2 separate regions of the Homo sapiens genome follow, and region 2 is linked to region 1. The links are chromatin contacts, found by Hi-C or POLR2A ChIA-PET in ENCODE. All regions are on one chromosome and are shown on one strand. The core of a region is the stretch at or near the end of the contact, and the rest is flanking DNA. Distances in the headings are between cores, read along the strand shown. Region 1 holds the start of BRD9 (bromodomain containing 9). Region 2 holds the start of SDHA (succinate dehydrogenase complex flavoprotein subunit A).

The links. Hi-C counts contacts between places; a loop is a spot of excess contacts on that map. ChIA-PET counts read pairs that join two places held with the same protein, here RNA polymerase II (POLR2A). Pooled maps may share reads with other maps.
Region 2: a pooled map shows a loop between it and region 1 (16-fold over the local background). The contact joins the promoter of SDHA here to the promoter of BRD9 in region 1. A Hi-C loop is called at or near these places in 3 of 37 single-sample maps with no recorded cell type and 14 of 50 pooled maps. POLR2A ChIA-PET finds 5 or more read pairs at or near these places in 1 of 52 experiments (MCF 10A).

What each region holds. Positions count from the first base shown.
Region 1 is chr5:889,846-895,375 of GRCh38, forward strand. BRD9 (bromodomain containing 9) reads right to left here and starts at 2,956. Exons shown (of 16, transcript NM_023924.5): 1 at 2,761-2,956; 2 at 1,795-2,009; 3 at 1,310-1,442. The coding sequence starts at 2,812. It overlaps TRIP13 (thyroid hormone receptor interactor 13), which reads left to right and starts at 3,039. Exons shown (of 13, transcript NM_004237.4): 1 at 3,039-3,245; 2 at 4,942-5,107. The coding sequence starts at 3,154. RefSeq lists silencers at 2,297-2,515, 2,706-3,325 and an enhancer at 2,325-2,957.
Region 2 is chr5:214,708-220,228 of GRCh38, forward strand. It overlaps SDHA (succinate dehydrogenase complex flavoprotein subunit A), which reads left to right and starts at 3,613. Exons shown (of 15, transcript NM_004168.4): 1 at 3,613-3,711. The coding sequence starts at 3,649. CCDC127 (coiled-coil domain containing 127) reads right to left here and starts at 3,446. Exons shown (of 3, transcript NM_145265.3): 1 at 3,386-3,446; 2 at 2,022-2,152. The coding sequence starts at 2,142. RefSeq lists silencers at 3,424-3,753, 3,984-4,223 and an enhancer at 3,623-4,431.

The DNA.
Region 1 (5,530 bases), core at 1,706-4,205:
GAGTCATAAAAATCTCTTGTAATAACCGGTAGCCCTTACATCAACAATATGTGGTGATCACTTAGCAATGTTTTCAGCTCATACCACTACTCTAGACAAGAAATGGACGACGGAACAAACGCTCTGGACATAAAGGTTGATCCTGAATTCACCGATTATTATTTCACTTGAGGTCCCTTAAAATTCAACAAAAAGTAAATAAATGGCCGGCGTGGTGGTGCGTGCCTGTAGTCCCAGCAACTTGGGAGGCTGAGGTGGGAGGATCGCTTGAGCCCAGGGTTATCTGAGCCCAGGAGTGAATCACGACACTGCACTCCAGCCTAGGCGACACAGCAAGACCATGTTTCAAAAATAAATTAAAAAAAGAAAGTGCCTGAAGAGCCAAATGACCACAGGAGCTCAGAAGGCCACCAGCTTTCCAGAACTTTCCTTCAGTGGAGCCAGCAGGCCTCAGACAGTTTCTGACGGCCTGAATGATCGCAGCACTAGCCTCCCCACTCCCTGATGTCCCATGTCCCAAAGCCCAGCCGTCTGTTTCCCTATAATCCAGGAACCACTGGATGCTGAGAGTTGCTGGGAAGAGACACCCCTTGTCTTAGGTACAAATGCCTCATCACTGTGAGTTGTGCACAGGAAGGCTGGGGACAAAGAGAACTCAGAGGGCAAGTCCTTGTCAACTGGAAATTCCAGCCAAATGCCATCCTTCGCAGATGGTGCCCACGACAGAGATTCTACTAAAGGCCTCCAGCTTCCTTTGTCTCAGCCTATGGTCACTTTCAGCAACTTCAGACCCACCATTTGGGCCTCGAGGTCCCTTCTTCCCAAGGGGAATTACCTGCGTTTTCACTGACATGCATCTCTCTTACCAGTCTGACCCAGATGGGGCTACTGTTCCAATACTGTCTTAAGTGCAAACAAAACCAAACTTCAAGACCCAGGGCTGGCAAACTTTTTACATAAAGGCCAGACAAAAAACAGTCTAGGCTTTGCGGGTCACATACGATTGGTCTCTGTGGAGATGCCTTTTTGTTTCTTTTTATGAACGCTTAAAAAACATATAAGCCATCCTTAGCTAACAAGTTAAAAAACAAAACTGAAGGGCACCAGTGGTAACTGGCCACGCCTTGCTCTAGACATTCAGAGACACCGGAGGAAACCTCAGGCCAGAGGACACCTGGGATGAGGCCCTGGAAATACCAGCTCTCCTCCCTCCCATGCTTCTCCCCAAAGCAACAGGACACGGTGCCGACCCCTCATTTACAACGATGAGCTGTGAACACCAGGAGAGTCTCTAAAAGTGCACCCTTGCCTGGCTGTGTCCGGCACGCTCGGACTGGCCGATCTGGGGGCGGCTCCACCTCCACCTTCTTCCCAGGATCAAAGTCGTCAGCCTCTCCCTCCGTGTCACAGTGCTCCCTCTCTCGCTTCCGCTTCTTCTCTTCCTGGGCGGCAGAGTCAAGGGAGTGAGAAAGGCAGGAGTAGGCGGGATCCGGACAGGTCTGCCCAATCCCCTCGCAGTTCTCAGGGGAGGGACAGAACTAAGGGAAACCCCCTCCGAGATCCTCCTCATGCCAGGCTCCCTCCTCACAGAGACCCTGGCAGGGTCTGCTGAGGAACAGCACACCCAGGATCCTGGAACTGAGTCTGCGGGCCTCAGCGGTTCGCGTTTTGCTACCAACGGAACACCCCCTCCCCTCCTCCAGCCACGCAGGCGCACTCTGCCTGGGTCCTGGGACCAGGCTCCCCACGGGCTCCTCGTGGGCAGCGTCCGGGCCACCGCCGCTGCTCCTTTACCTTTCGCTTCCTTCTTTCCTCATCGTCCAGATGCTTCTCCTTCTCGGACTTCTTCTTCTTCTTCTTTTTCTTTTCTTTGTGCCTCTCTCGCTCATGGTCTGACCTGTCATCATAGTAACTGGAGTCGTGGCCGGATCCTGAGAGTTCAGTCACTTCACTTCCTCCGACCTTCAGGACTAGCTTTAGAGGCTTCTCCAGGGGCTTGTCGGCATAATCTGCACAGACACAGACCGAGTTCTACCCGCGTGCTCAGGTGCAAACGCCACGCAGCCAGGTGAGACGTGAAGGTGCTAAGAGGGAAAGGCCTCCCTAAGGAGTACAGCGGGGCTGCCAACCAGCAGGGAAAGACGGAAGGGAAGACCACAGTGGCGGCATGTCACTGCCTCCTTGTTCTCCCTTCCCCTCCGCAGGGAGCTTCAGGTCCCTTTCGAGCCACGGTGTCCTCACCAGAGGCCCTGTGGGATGTTGTTCACATTACTCGTTCAAGAAGATGGATTAAGAGGGACCTGGAACCCCGGAGCCCGATCTCCCTCCTAGAAACCCCCAGCACTTCGGTTCACCCTCGCCTGACTTCCTGCAGGCGCCCGTGCTGCCCGCTGACACCCATGGAGCTGCTGCGGGAGCAAGGGAGAGGGAGGGAAAGGCGGGAGAAAGGGCAGCCCAGCTTCTCCCTGAGCTCCACACAAAAGCCAGCACAGATGCTTCCCTAGTCTCCAGGACCGGGGTGAGTGGGCTTGCAGCCTCGAACCCAGAACCCTCTACCAGGAACGTAAGCGCCTACCCAGGACCCCTCACGTGTGCCCGGTTCCCTGCCCGAAATCCCAGGACCCCCTCCCGCGTGCCCAGAACCCCTCCCTCGTGGCCAGGACCTCGCCCGGTGCCCAGGACCCCCGTCCGCGTGCCCGGAACTCCTCCCCCGTGCCCGGGACCCCGCCCGCCGCGCGTCACAAAGCGCCGCCGCCTCACCCTCGTAGGACGAGCGCCACTCGGCCTTGTGCTTCTTGTGCTTCTTGCCCATGGCGGCGCCGGCGGCGGGCCCGAGGCGGGGGCTGGGAACAGCTGGCACCCGGTCGGACCTTGGCCGCCACCGCCCCCTGGCCCTGGCTGGCCGCCCGCGCTCGCTGCGCCGAGGTTGCCGAGCTCGCTGGGCCGCGCCGGAAACGGGGCGAGGCGGGGCCGCGGCAGGAAGTGGCCCTGCCGGGCCCGAGCGCTTCCGGGTCAGGAGGTGGTGCGCCTCGCGCGGCAGATTCGAAGCTAGGGCGGGGCCCGCGGGCTGAGGCAGCGGCTGTGGCGGCGACGCTGGGCGTGAGGTGGCGGCGGCCGCGCCCTGGTTGGGTCCCCACTGCTCTCGGGGGCGCCATGGACGAGGCCGTGGGCGACCTGAAGCAGGCGCTTCCCTGTGTGGCCGAGTCGCCAACGGTCCACGTGGAGGTGCATCAGCGCGGCAGCAGGTGAGCCGGACCTGTCCGACACATCCTCTGGGCACCCACCCGCCCCGACCCCAGCGCGTGCACCGAGCCCCGACCCCAGCGCACTGATTCTGATGCGACCGAACCCCAGGGTACTGATCCGGCCCGACTGGACCCGGGCGCACAGGCCGCCGGGCCCCGACCGGATCCTAGCGCAATGACGCGACCCCACCGCAGGGCACTGACCCGGCCGACCCGAGCCCTGCGCGCAGGACCCCAGCTCACAGATTGAGCCCCGACCCGACCTCAGCTCACGGACCTGGCCCTGACCCTGCCCCTGCCCCGGCTGTCCTCCAGTGCATTGATGTGGCCCTGAGTCCCACGTTGGAGAATAGGATGGCTGCGCATTACAGAGAGCTCTAGTCTCAGCCGAAAGCTGGGTGGTTATTCTTTGAGCCACTGCTTCTCAGACCCTTTAATTGTTCCCGTTCCTCACGGACTCGATGTTAAATTTTTAGGGTTCAAAGCACATCCCACTCATTTGTGACCAAGTCAGTTCATGGTATGGTGGGGCCTGTGGGCTGTGCTGCTCCCTGGAGTGGGGGGAACTCAGCGGCGGGGCCAGACCTTCACAGACCCTCCTTATGTCCACGGAGGGTGGATTGAGGTCAGGTGAGACCACCAGCCTCAGAGGGGATGCAGAGGAAGAGACCTTTCCTTTAACAGAATAGCTGTTGACTGGGTATTTTCTAGGTGCTGGAGTTCAGACACGTCAGCATAATTGCACCAGGGCCCAGAGACACCTGCACAAAGCCCCATCACAGCCTGGCGACACCTGTGTAAACACCTTAGCGCTCAGAGACACCTGTACACAGTGCCACCGCAGCCTAGAGACACCCCATGTACAACCACACCTGGGCCCAGAGACGCTAGGCATAATCACACCAGAGCACAGCTGCACCTAGAGGACAGACACCTACGTACAACTGCACCAGAGTTCATAGACACCTGCACACAACCGCACTATGCATGGTGGTCGCTGCTTGTAGGGTGCTGGGACGATTGCAAAGGGGCCACATGTCACCTGCCTGGCTCTGAGGAGCCTGTCCAGGAGGGCTCAGAGGGAGGCAGACATTGAATAGGACTTAGAGGGTGACTGCAGTTGATCAGGCCAGTAAGCTGGGACAGTGCATAGCAGGGCACAGAGGTGTGATCCGGGACCAGGTCACTGTTGTAGAAAGGGGAGGTGTTAGGAGGACTGCAGCAAGGGGGACCAAGGGAAGCCCTGGATACCAAGCTGAAAGCATTAGATTTTCTCAGCACGAATCACGGCTATTGGAGACTTGTTACAATGCAGACCCCAGGCCTGACCCCACAGCTGTGGAACTTCATTAGTAATAGTGAAAGCCAACATTATTGCGTGCTTACTATGTGCCAGGTATCGTCCTAAACACTTTGAGTGTATTAATGACTTCACAGTAGCCCAGCATAGCGAGAACTCTTACTGTTGTCCCCTTTTTCTAACTGGGAGCTGAGGCACAGCTTCTTCAGGGCACAGCTGGTAGAGGACCCACAGGCAAGGGGTGGCTCTAGATTTGGTCCCAGGCAGGCCAACTCCAACTTACCCTGTTAACTACTGGGCTTTCTTATGTATTGTCTGAGTTTTTCAAAACACTTCATTTTAACATTTTGTTTTTGAACTAAGATCATTTATGTGTGTTTTGGCTTCTTTTTTTAGCACTGCAAAGAAAGAAGACATAAACCTGAGTGTTAGAAAGCTACTCAACAGACATAATATTGTGTTTGGTGATTACACATGGACTGAGTTTGATGAACCTTTTTTGACCAGAAATGTGCAGTCTGTGTCTATTATTGACACAGAATTAAAGGTTAAAGACTCACAGGTAAGTTACTAATTTGCTGGGCCAAGGAACAGTTAGCTGAATACAAAAGGTTGTATCATGAATGTCTTGCCGTTTTCATAGCCTGTTGTCAGAAACAGGTTCACTTCTCTGTTGGTTTGGGTGGCTAGACAAGTTCTTTTCACTAGCTGTCAGGAGCCAGGTGCTGGGAGTAGGAAGTAGCCCTGATGTCGGGGTGCTCTCAGTATAGCAGTAACAGATTGGAAACCAGGAATGAGAATGCAGTGCTGTACAATAGTGGGCTGCGCTGGTAAGGCCTGTGTGCCATGTCTCATTCTTTCAATCAGCAAATGTTTATAAAGTGCTCAGTGTGTGCTAGGACCATAGGAGGTGTGGGGCCACAGAGATGAGAAGATGGGCTTGCCTTATAGAATTCCTTTATCTCATCCCATGCATGGCCACCTC
Region 2 (5,521 bases), core at 2,363-4,862, 670 kb before region 1:
ACACATTTCTATGTTATGTTAAGTAAAAATCTAGTAAATGGGCTGGGCACGGTGGCTCACACCTGTAACCCCAGCACTTTGGGAGGCCGAGGCGGGCAGATCATGAGGTCAGGAGATCGAGACCATCCTGGCCAATGTGGTGAAACCCCGTCTCTACTAAAAATACAAAAATTAGCTGGACGTGGTGAGGGGCGCCTGTAATCCCAGCTACTCGGGAGGCTGAGGCAGGAGAATCACTAGAACCAGGGAGTCAGAGGTTGCAGCAAGCCGAGATCGCGCCACTGCACTCCAGCCTGGCGACAGGGCAAGACTCCGTCTCGAAAAAAAAAAAAAATTCTAGTAAATGAAGCGAGTGATCAGGACAAAACTAGCCTCTCATCAATAAATCAACCAATAGCGCTTATCAAGTATTCATATGTCTGCCTCTTCTTCTAGACTACACTAGGGGCTGGTTAACGCTCCTATGTGCAACAGAACCTCAAACACATCGTAACACACCTTTGGAGAATCCTTACAAGAACACCAACTTAACAGTTCTCTCTGACCACACTACCTCAGCAAAAAACCAGGAAGAAAAAAATATTCTTCAACCCTTTTCAGGGACAGAAAGCATCATTTCAAAAGTCCAAGAAGGGAAGGTAAGAATTTCAAAAGTGAAAGTTATCATGAAAGGCTATAAAAGCTGGAGATGAGTCTGAAAAACAAATGGAAAATGAGTCACTTCAGGGCCTCTCCCAGCCTCAAAGCCAATTAATTATTACATTAGTCAGAGTAATTTTAAGCCTTCCAATCCACTCACCCTAGCCACAGGCAACAGTAGCCTCTCCAAGTGTTAAGGGTTTTTTTTCCCAAGCCTGCAGGCGGATGAGCTTTTTACATGGCAGCCCCTTAGGATTGGATGTGGACCTGCCCTGTCTTTCACCAAGAAGCAAGCACTGCGCAGATCACTGAATCATAAAAACCACCTGCTCTTACCAGCCTCCTCTTCCTCTACAGCAAAACTTCTGACCTGAGACATGGAAGCAGATAAAAAGCCACTACACAAAATGTATCGCTACAACTAGAGGGCAGTTTTGCCTTTCTTCCATTCAATTATTCAGTTTCTCATGTTCCTAAGTGCCAGCCCAGAACCATGGAATGTGAAGAAACACAAAACTCACTCCTCTGCATCAGTGAATTGATTGTGTGGTGGGGATGTAAGTCTGCATATGACCGGCAGGTCCCCAAAGTGGTGCCAAGTCAATCTAAACTAGAGAGAATTTTTCTGGCCAGGCCAAGCAGAGATTTCATGGATGAAGTCTCCCAAAGACTGATTTCCTAAACATTAAACATCACTGGTTTTCCAAAACTGGTTTTCTTTTTTTTTTTTTTTAACCCTGTTGCTCGGGCTGGAGGGCAAGTGGTGCCATCTCCACTCACTGCAGCCTCGACCTCCCAGGCTCCACTGATCTTCCCACCTCAGCCTCCTGAGTAGCTGGGACTACAGGTGTGCACCGTCACGACTTGCTAATTTTTGTATTTTTTTGTAGAGACGGGGTTTTGCTGTGTTGCTCAGGCTGGTCACTCGATCTGCCCACCTGGGCCTCGCAGAGTGCTGGGGTTACAGGTATGAGCCACCACGCCCAGCCCACTGGTTTCCTTTACACCCGTTTTGTTCCCCAGCAGTCCTTATGAGGGCACCTGAAATAAGGAACCTCCTCCCCGACTTGAGAGCAGCAAAGCCTTCAGAGGGAACTAAGTTATTAAAACCCACCCCACACAAAATGCTTCTAAACGCCTTGGCTGACTTAATCCTTGCAGTGTGCTGAGGTTAAGTATGATTATCCATCTCCTGTGAACAGGAAGACTGAGGCTCAGAGCTTAAGTGATTTGCCCACGGTTCACTGCAGGGGATAAAACTCGGCTGTCCCTGGCAGGTCCCAAAGTCACGGCCTTCAGGCTCCCACACCATGCTGCCTCCCTCACCGGGGCTCCACACTCTCAGCCTGGAAAACACGAATTTTAAGAAAACCATGACTTACGAAAAGCAGCCAATCCCAGCATTGGAACCAACAGGGCATAATTCCACCTGCTTCCATCACCACCATCCGCCCTGGAATTAGGCCGGATATTCCAATTTGGGGGATCATTTAGGTTATTCATGGAGATATACCTTGAAGTAAAGAATAAAAACGTTAACTACTTTTATTCAAGAAATTTTTCTTCAGTTTTAACTATGTGCTTGCTGCACAGCACTGAGGCCCTACGGGATTCAAAGAAGAAAAAAACTAGACCAGAGCCGGGCATGGTGGCGGGCACCTGTAGTCCCAGCTACTCGGGAGGCTGAGGCAGGAGAATCGCTTGAACCTGGGAGGTGGAGGTTGCAGTGAGTCGAGGTCGCGCCACTGCACTCCAGCCTGGTGACAGAACGAGACTCCGTCCCCCCCAAAAAAAAAGAAAAAGAAAAAGGAAAAAAAAAACAAGAACTTAAGATGAAAGCGACTCACAATCTGGTTGGGGAAAGTGGAGAAAACAGACATGTCTTAAGCATCTGAAGTGCAGGTAGAATCAGGTAAGTTCTCTGGTACAAATATGTTTAAATGTATGGCTGCTGCGATGGTTAATTTTGTTTGTCAACTTGACGGCATCATGAGGTGCTCAGATACATGGTTAAGCATTATTTCTGGGCGTGTCTGTAAGGGTGTTTTTGGATGAGATTAGCAATTGAACCTTTAAACCAATTCCTCACGTCTCCCTTCTATTTGTTGTGTCTCTGGAGAACCCTCATACAGTTGTATCAAAGATACAGAATCAACTCGATAAAAGTGGGCTCACACCGGACACTTTCATATGAGCTAGGGTTTGAAGAGTGAGCAGCATTTTGACAGGCAGAGAAAGAAGGAAAGGGTCTTCTGATCAGAAGGAAGACTGTGAGGAAGGCAGGGAGGGGTGATGTGGGGAAGGTGCAAACAGTGCTAGAAGCTTCTGAGGCCTCCTCGTGGTGGTGATGAATGCAGAGATTACAGAGTTCTCTGCTTCGGGCTCAGCATGCACCCTCCATAGCTAGGCTGGGGGCTAACGTTAGTAAGAATTTACTGATTTACTGAGTACCTACACGAAGTTTCACATTTTCACAAAGTAGAGTCACTTTAAGTTTGTTTACATGTGACCTCCACAAACACACACAATTACAAAATAGTTTAGTTAATCAAGGGATGTATAATAAACAAGAGGTCGGAGGCCCCGGGCCGCTCCCGCCCACCTCCGCGGACGAGCGCCCCCCTCCGACCCCATTCCCTGCGGTCTGGGCGTTCAGGCCCTTCGGTCTGGGCGATCCCGGAGAACCACCCACGGGGCTTTAAAAATGTTGGTGCCCACCACCTCCCCGGAACAGGGCCCGCTCTACCTCGGTCGGGGAGCGCGGGACCTCAGCGTTCCCTTAACGCCACCGTCCGCGGGTCCGCTTTGCGCAGGCGCGGCGCCCCCACTCAGTACCCGCTCCGGGCGTGGCATGGTGCGCAGGCGCGATGTCCCCCACTGCAGCCCCGCTCGACTCCGGCGTGGTGCGCAGGCGCGGTATCCCCCCTCCCCCGCCAGCTCGACCCCGGTGTGGTGCGCAGGCGCAGTCTGCGCAGGGACTGGCGGGACTGCGCGGCGGCAACAGCAGACATGTCGGGGGTCCGGGGCCTGTCGCGGCTGCTGAGCGCTCGGCGCCTGGCGCTGGCCAAGGCGGTGAGTCCGTGCCGCGGACCGGGGCGGGGCAGGCGGGGGCCGAGGCGGCGGTAGGAGCGGGACGGTCCCCAGCGGGTCCGAGCGGAGCGGGCGCCGGGTCCCTGCGCCCTCTGTCCCGGGATCGGGAAGGGGCTGAGAGAGCCCTGGGCCGGTGCGAGGGGAAGCCGCGGGGCGGACTCGGGGACCCGGGGAGCTCGGTCCTTAGTAGATAGTCCGCGTCCGGGTGAAGGTCACAACCCCGCGGGCTTGCTGGGCGTCCCCTCCGCCGCCTTGGTCCGGGCCTGGGGTCCTGGGACCCCGCGGGCTGAGGTAGCCCCTCGCCTCAGTGCCTGGCAGGTGGACTCGGGGAGGAGTCGTGTCTGCCCAAGGTCACCCGGGCGGATAGCGGCCGGTGGCCGCCCTGGCTGGGCTGGGCCTCTGCCGCCCTCTGTGCGGGTTGTCCTGAGGAGCAGCCCGCAGCCCGTGGGTGGGGCCGGCGGGGCGGGTGAGACCGCCCGGGTGGGTGCGAGGAGTGGCCGGGCTCGGCCCGGTGGGCGTCCGGTGGGAAGCGTGGCGCGCCCGAGCTTAGGCTTGCAGTTCGCCTTTCCAGAAAGCGCAAATCTGTCCATGTCCACTTCGAGACCTTGTAAGTTAAGGGCTTCTACTTTGGGTCGTGTTTGGTGGTCCTTATGCCACCAAAAATGTGCCAGTGTTTAAAAGCAGCTGTGCCAGTTTTTAAAACTCAGGCGGAGAGCTCAGCGCACTGACCGGGCGAGGACGCCGGGACCTGTGCTTGCCTGTGCGCTGAGTGCCTCTAGGGCCGGGCTCGGCTTAGTCCAGGATGGTGGTCAGGGTTATACTTCCCTGAGCCCTTGCTCTCTGAGTGTCTGAATGTGCCCTCTACGATTGCATCTTAAGAATCGGCCTTCTAGGGTTTTATTTAATCAAGCTAAATTGGATAGGTTTAGTTGTTTGGTTCTTTTAAATGAACTTACCCACCCACCTCCTTAATTACAAAGTAATTTTAAATTGCAGAATAAAAATCTCAATAGGAACCAAGGCATTCAGCAATATTGATTTGAATTATGCCTGTAATTGTGCAATTTTCTCCTTTTTGAAATACTTATTAAAAATCTCGTTGAGTTAAATGTGAGGATTAGTCATACAGCCATCCTGCCAACATCAGAAAGCGTGTAAACCGTTCTAGTGTGTTGCTGTGGTTGGTACTGACTGAGCAGAGACCCCTGCCGCATCTTGGGCTTTTAAGAGCTGCTAGGAGGGCGTCCACAAGCAGGAAGGAAAGCCCATGGTCAGTGGGGCTTTTTAGGGGAAATGGTAGCTTGTGATTGGAGAAAAGCTAGAGCTAGTGCCTTTGTCCTCAACCCAGATGGTGCCCGGTGTTCCTTCTGCAGACTAAGACCCTGCCAGCGGCGGAGGCACCTCAGACGGGATGGCAAGATAGCAAAATTGAACCAAAATTTAGTCTTGGGTTTTGTAAAAGTCTTTTTATCTTGATGAAGTTAGCTTTTCCTACAGAAATTCTGCCTGCAAGCAGCATATTTATCGGCATTTCAGATAGGCTTTTTTTCCTGAAGAATTGGAGTTTACGAAGGAACAGCATAATCAAAAAATTAGCAGAAAAAAGAAAGAAATTCGTGATAGCCAACTGAGAAATGTGTTTGGAAAATAGATGCTGAGGATAATTTCAGTAAAGTCCAGAGAGAATTTTTTAACCTCATTTTGGCCAGTTCTGTGGTGTTTTGATCATTCTGTATTTACAACTGCTTTCAAGTGACGAACTTATCAGACTTATTTTGCTTTTGGTTTCTTT